Linked DNA regions of Homo sapiens: region 1 is linked to region 2. A link is a loop called in an ENCODE intact Hi-C map of the cell type or tissue named here. Cell type or tissue: psoas muscle. All regions are shown on one strand. Links, peaks and the distances in the headings refer to the core of each region. The heading gives the core; the rest is flanking DNA. Region 1 overlaps MAD1L1 (mitotic arrest deficient 1 like 1). Region 2 overlaps MAD1L1 (mitotic arrest deficient 1 like 1).

What was found. A loop is a pair of places that touch in the nucleus more often than their neighbours do. Peaks named below come from ENCODE experiments on the same cell type or tissue, not always from the same donor. Only the 100,000 strongest peaks of a DNase experiment are listed, where the experiment ranks them.
Region 1: a loop joins it to region 2, with 2.5 times the contacts of the local background. A loop is called at or near these places in 47 of 110 quality-filtered maps.

Annotation. Positions count from the first base shown.
Region 1 is chr7:2,193,670-2,196,475 of GRCh38, forward strand. All of the region lies in intron 10 of MAD1L1 (mitotic arrest deficient 1 like 1), which reads right to left. Among named protein-coding and RNA genes, the nearest start is that of MAD1L1, 38 kb to the right of the region's middle. RefSeq lists an enhancer at 1,765-2,059. In psoas muscle, for the core only: a CTCF peak has its summit at 1,496 (motif pointing left); a DNase peak (open chromatin) is centred at 2,222; H3K27ac peaks cover 1,057 bases.
Region 2 is chr7:2,103,189-2,105,994 of GRCh38, forward strand. All of the region lies in intron 11 of MAD1L1 (mitotic arrest deficient 1 like 1), which reads right to left. Among named protein-coding and RNA genes, the nearest start is that of SNORA114, 16 kb to the left of the region's middle. RefSeq lists enhancers at 200-866, 1,086-1,380, 2,200-2,806. In psoas muscle, for the core only: a CTCF peak has its summit at 1,288 (motif pointing right); a DNase peak (open chromatin) is centred at 1,223; H3K4me3 peaks cover 762 bases; H3K27ac peaks cover 386 bases.

The DNA.
Region 1 (2,806 bases), core at 289-2,788, 90 kb after region 2:
ACACGGCCGCGGGTAACTCCAGATTCCTCCGGAAAACCTCACTGTGCACTGCCAAGGCTCCAGCCAGAGCAGGTGCTGAGCCGCGATCCGGGAGACGCCAGTCTCACCCTAGGCTCTCTTCCACAACCACCCTCAGGCAAGGCCACACCGTCGCCCAACTGTCCCAAATCTGGAAAGGAAGAAACCACCATGATGCTGTGTGGGCAGCAAAAGGCTCTGCATGGGAAAGAAAAGCTGCAGGGAAAAGGCAGCAAGGCTCTGCATGGATTTTTTTTTTTTTTTTTTTTTTTTTGAGTCGGGTTCTTGCTCTATCACCTAGGCTGGAGTGCAGTGGCATGATCTCGGCTCACTGCAGCCTCGGCCTCCTGGGCTCAGGTGATCCTCCTGACTTGGCCTCTCGAGTTGTTGGGACCATGGGTGCGTGCCACCATGCCTGGCTAATTTTTTTGTGTGTGTGTGTATTCTTTTGCAGAGATGAGGTCTCACTATGTTGCCCAGGCTGGTCCTGAACTCCTGAGGTCAAGCAATCTGCCTACCACCTCAGCCTCCCAAAGTGCGGGGATTACGGGCGTGAGCCACTATGCCCAGCCTCTGCATGGATTTTTTAAACCAAAATTAAATGGCTAGCCCTGTATCCTCAGGTAGGAGTTAGCAGGCATGGCCTTCAGGCCAAACCTACTCCCACCCCAGCTGTCTTGAAAATAAAGTCTTACTGGAACACAGCCATATCCATTCATTTACGCACTGTCTACAGCAGCTTTTGCACTAAAATCAGTGACAGTCCTGTTTCATCCTGGGTCATCTCAGTTTTCACATGAAAGGTCCCACCTCCCAAGCAAAACTCCTCAGTCTCAGACAAGCCGTGAGGGCTAATCACCCTATTCTGGGCTAGAAAGGCAGAGCCAACTAATTGTAACAGAGACCTTATGGCCCCCAAAGCTACAAAGTAAATATTTACTATTAATACCCAGCCCTTTACAGAAAAAACGTACCAGACTCTGCCCTAAATCCATCCCAACCTATCATAGGTACCCACTGTTTAGTTACAGAAACTCAAAGAAAACCTAGCATACTAAATGATGAAACAAGAGAAAGTACCTTTTCTATTATTAAAAGTCTTTGGGCTGGACGCAGTGGCTCATACTGATAATCCCAGCACTTTGGGAGGCCGAGGAAGGCAGATCACCTGAAGTTAGGAGTTCAAGACCATCCTGGCCAACATGCCAAAACCCCATCTCTACTAAAAAAACAAATACAATAATACAAAAATTAGCCAGGCGTGCTGATGCGCACCTGTAGTCCCAGCTACTCGGGAGGCTGAGGCAGGAGAATCGCTTGAACCTGGGAGGCTGAGGTTGCAGCAAGCAGAGATCATGCCACTGCACTCCAGCCTGGGCAACACAGCAAGACTCTGTCTCAAAAAAAAAAAAAAAGTATTTGAATCTAAAGCTCAAGCTTAGAAAACTTACAGATAACTTAGCAGTGACCCCTACTGGGTTATCTATGCCACTTCAGCTAAGCTCTCGTAAACAATAAAAACACCTAAACTAAAAGAAATGCTTGTAATAGCTACCAATGACACTCTTTTCAACTCAGTCTACTAAAAATACCTACTTTTCTTATCCGAGTCAATAAAAAGTGAGCTTTGATTTAAAGGAACCTAGTTGATACCTGCATTTTGTAATTGCAATCCTAATAAAAGGCAAAATACTCCTGAGACCTAATTGCAGTAAACGCTAGCAATGCAGGAAAAGTAAAAACTAGAAAGAGCAAATGGGAATACCAAGAATTGTGTGTCAAAATGTCCTCCAAATAGACTCGTAAATAATTCCTATCAGCTCAAAAGCAGACAAACAGCAGTGCTCTGAAAAATTACACGGGGTGGAAGCCTGCCCCTCCCTTGCTGTGGGAGGACTGTTTGATTCCATGAAACTGAAGAGTAGTTTGCACCTGATAAAAAATTAATTGCTAATCTTCTAACTCAGCCACCTCCGCGAACAAGATAGTATTGTGTTGCAGCCTCAGAAGTTAAACGCTTCCTCTCCCAAGTAATTACTGCTCTTACTCTACCTTGCAGAGAGCCTCCTCCCACTGAAAACCAAATCCCAGAACTGCCAGGAGGTGCTTGGCTCCCAGCAAAGGCAGGCAGGTCAGCCCTCCAGCAGGCTGGTAGGTCCTTCTTGCCAAAGTTCGGCTGGGAGCCATCAGGTCTGAAAAAGAAGCTATCAGCTGATGGGCTTCATGCCCGCACATGTGCTGAGTTCCGCTCAGGCTAAATGGATGGCAGCTCCCAACAGAATCCTTTCAGTGCCAGCATCGGGCTGATCAGCTCACAAAAATGCAGGATCCAGCTGCATGGCACCATGTGGCCAGCCAGATGGATGGAGGTTATTGAGGGCACAGCTCACCATACTCCAGGATCAGCCAAGCATTCCGGCAACAGGGCCACAAATTCACTGGATGCCCTTGGGCCAGTCAGCCCCTCCCAGAACCCAGCTTAGTCCACAGGGTTCTGAGGAAGAACGAATGAGACGCTGATTATCAACAGGCTTTGTCAACTACACAGCAGCTCTCCAGAGCCAACCACCACCGTCAACAGTGCCATCCTGCCAGCAAAGTGAAGACCCTCTTGAGAACAGGCTCTGTCTTTAAACAAATAAACTCTAGAAACTCTTGTAAGCCACCTGTTTCCAAACCAGGGAAAACGTCTGGCCTTCATTCCCACCAGCGTCATTCATATCCAACAAGGCCGTCTCCAACTAAGATACTCCCGCAAAACGCTCCTGCGGCATCTTCCAAAAGATTG
Region 2 (2,806 bases), core at 280-2,779:
GACCACGCTTCAGCTCTCAGCCCACATGGTGTGTCCAGAGGGAGGCCGTCCATCCGGCCACGCTGAGGGCCGGGTCGCAGCCCAAGCCATGGCTGCCCCGACGGGCCCTGCACACACAGTCATACCTGCGCTCCTGCACTCAGTGAAGGCCTGGGCCTGCCTGCCCCGCCGCTCAGTAGACGGCACATGGGACATCGCCATGCCTAGTGATGACGTTTCTGTTTGGAAGAAGTGGGTGAGCACCTGAGAGGACAGAGGGTGAGGCGATACAGCAGTGCAGCAGATCTCACCCGCCCCCGAGGCCACTGCACAGCGGCGGGGCTCTCGACCACCGTGCTCTTTGTTGGGCGGGGCAACCGCAGATGGGCCAGCACTGGGGCAAAGCCCACCACCAGGCAGCCCTGGGAGCCCCTGCGAAGGCCTCTCAGGAGCCGGGCAGCACAGCCAGAACACTGAGACTCGATCCCACAGGGGAGAAGGAGGGAGCGGCCACGAGGAGGAGCCAGGGAGGCGGCTACTCAGAGGGCAGGTGCTGTCCTCCTCCCTGCCCAGATCCCAGCAGTGTGGCATAAGCAGACCCCCTGAACCACTGTGCACGGAGTCCCTCCGCATCCCCAGGCAGAGGGACAGTCTCACAGGTGGTGTCCGGACTCTGGAGATGGGGTGGGAAAAGGCAAGGAATGCGGGGAGACCACCAGTTCTGATGCCACGCCATACAACACTCCACCCCGCTGGACGTCGGAGAAAGAGGCCCCCAGACACATGGCAGAGAATCAAATATGCAGCCGGTGTCTGGAAATCATTCAATGAAGGTAAGGAGTGTGCTCCTCAGCAGCCTGCCTTGAGCAAAAGCATCTCGTGGCAGATAAGTAATGATCAGAGCTCTCCGGGCCAACTGCACAACAGGCCATATCTGTTATTAAAGGCATGCTGCTTTGATGACCAGAAACCTGGATTAGAACCACGGCAGGCTGGGCCTCCATTTGGGGAACCAGGACAAAGGCAGAGCAGATAGCGGCAAACTCCTCCACAGAGGCAAGCCCGGAGTCCCCTGTGCACTGGCGGAGGCTGCTCAGCCCGAGTGGCACTGCACAGGCTCCTGAAGGCAGATGAGGCCCCGGAGAGAAAACACAGGAAGACAGCCCCCACAGCCCCGCCCCTCCGCGAAGGAGAGCCGTCACGGCGGCGCAATAGCAGGCCAAGGGGGACGCAGTCTGGCATGTGGAGGCGGCCTGTTGCGTCAGATCCCTGACCCGCATGTCAAACACGCTGGTGCCTACAGGGGGCGGCTGCGGCACCTGGACACTCGGAACACGCGCTCTGCCACCAGAGACAGGCTGGGCTCAAATGAGAAGGAATGAAATGCCAGCAACTACAGATCTTCCACGAAAGCTCCCCTTAAGCCAGCTCTTCGGTTTAAATGAATTTACTCCTCGTTAAATTCTTAACCTGAAAACATAACTGTTTTATACTTACATGCCTCATTGTGACATCCCTAACGCCTTTGAAAACATAACTGTTTTATACTTACATGCCTCATTGTGACATCCCTAACGCCTTTGCCATGAAAGACCTCACTGCCAAATCCCACTTTAATTATCTGAGCACAGGTCACATAAATCACTGCAGCTCCCACGCCAGGCCGTGCACAGCCATGTGGGCTCAGCCTGCAGCTGCCTCTCCTTCCAACGTGCAATGCAGGGTAGGTCCCCCCGCAAGCCCTGGGGACTCTTTCCGGAGCTCAGGGAAGGAAACCGCTCACCTCCTAAATGTTAAAACACGAAGGGAACTACGCACAGCCCGCCTGGAGATGGGATTCCTGGCACAGCCTGAGGGCTGACCCACCCAGTCAGAGCCCGGCTTCCCCAGGGGCCGGACACCGCAGTGAGGGGCTGTTCTGAAAAGAGGTCTGCCGGGAAGAAACTGGCTGTGCCTCTGCAGCCCGGGAGAGCCTCACTCTCTGAGGCCACAAACACCGCACCGTCCTGCTTGGGGATATTCCAGTGAGCAGAAAGGGAAGGTCTCTGCCGACAAGGGGTTGGTTACTAACAAAGGGCACTAACACACGAGCTGGCTTCAGGTGGTCACAGCCTGAAAGGCAACAAAGCCAGCAGCGAGGTGGAGTGAGGGGGCCCAGCTAAGAGCAGGGGAGGAAGGCCACTCAGGGCAGAACAGGCCGCAGAAACCGCAGTGCCCTACGGGGCGGTCTCTGCTGGCCTGGCAGCAGCAGGCAGAGCAAAGCGTGGGCTCCACGGGAGGGTGGGCGGGCACAGCCTGCGCTGGGGCAAGGCAGGGAGCGTGGATCATCACCCGAGGCATTCATAAAGGACAACCCAAATGTCTGCTTTGTGGCTGCTCCTACACTGCCCTGAAGCCAGGAAGTAACGAGGCCAGGAAGCCCTGGGACCAGCCATGCAGCCTTGCCAAGGCCAGCCACGCACTGTGAAGGTTCTGAGGGAAAATGGGGCCTCTCTCACCACAGCCCTGCTTTACCTGGTGGCCTCGGCCTGTCTCCTCACCCCCGCACGGTCCAGTAAGAGACCACCTTCCAGATGAGACCAGAAAGTCCAGGCACGTGAGACGCCCAGCCAAAACCCCAGTACCACCAGCTCCAGCTCTCTCCTCCTCAACGCTCCTCACCCACCCCGCTCCCCAGCTCCAGGGTAGGGCAGCAGGAAAGGCCCCCATCGTCACAGATGCCACCTAGCAACACCTTCTGGAGCACAGTCCCAGAGCCCTATCCAGCTGCGGCCCCACAACCAAAGGGCACCAACACCTCAGCCCTGCCCCTGCCCCTGCCCCACAT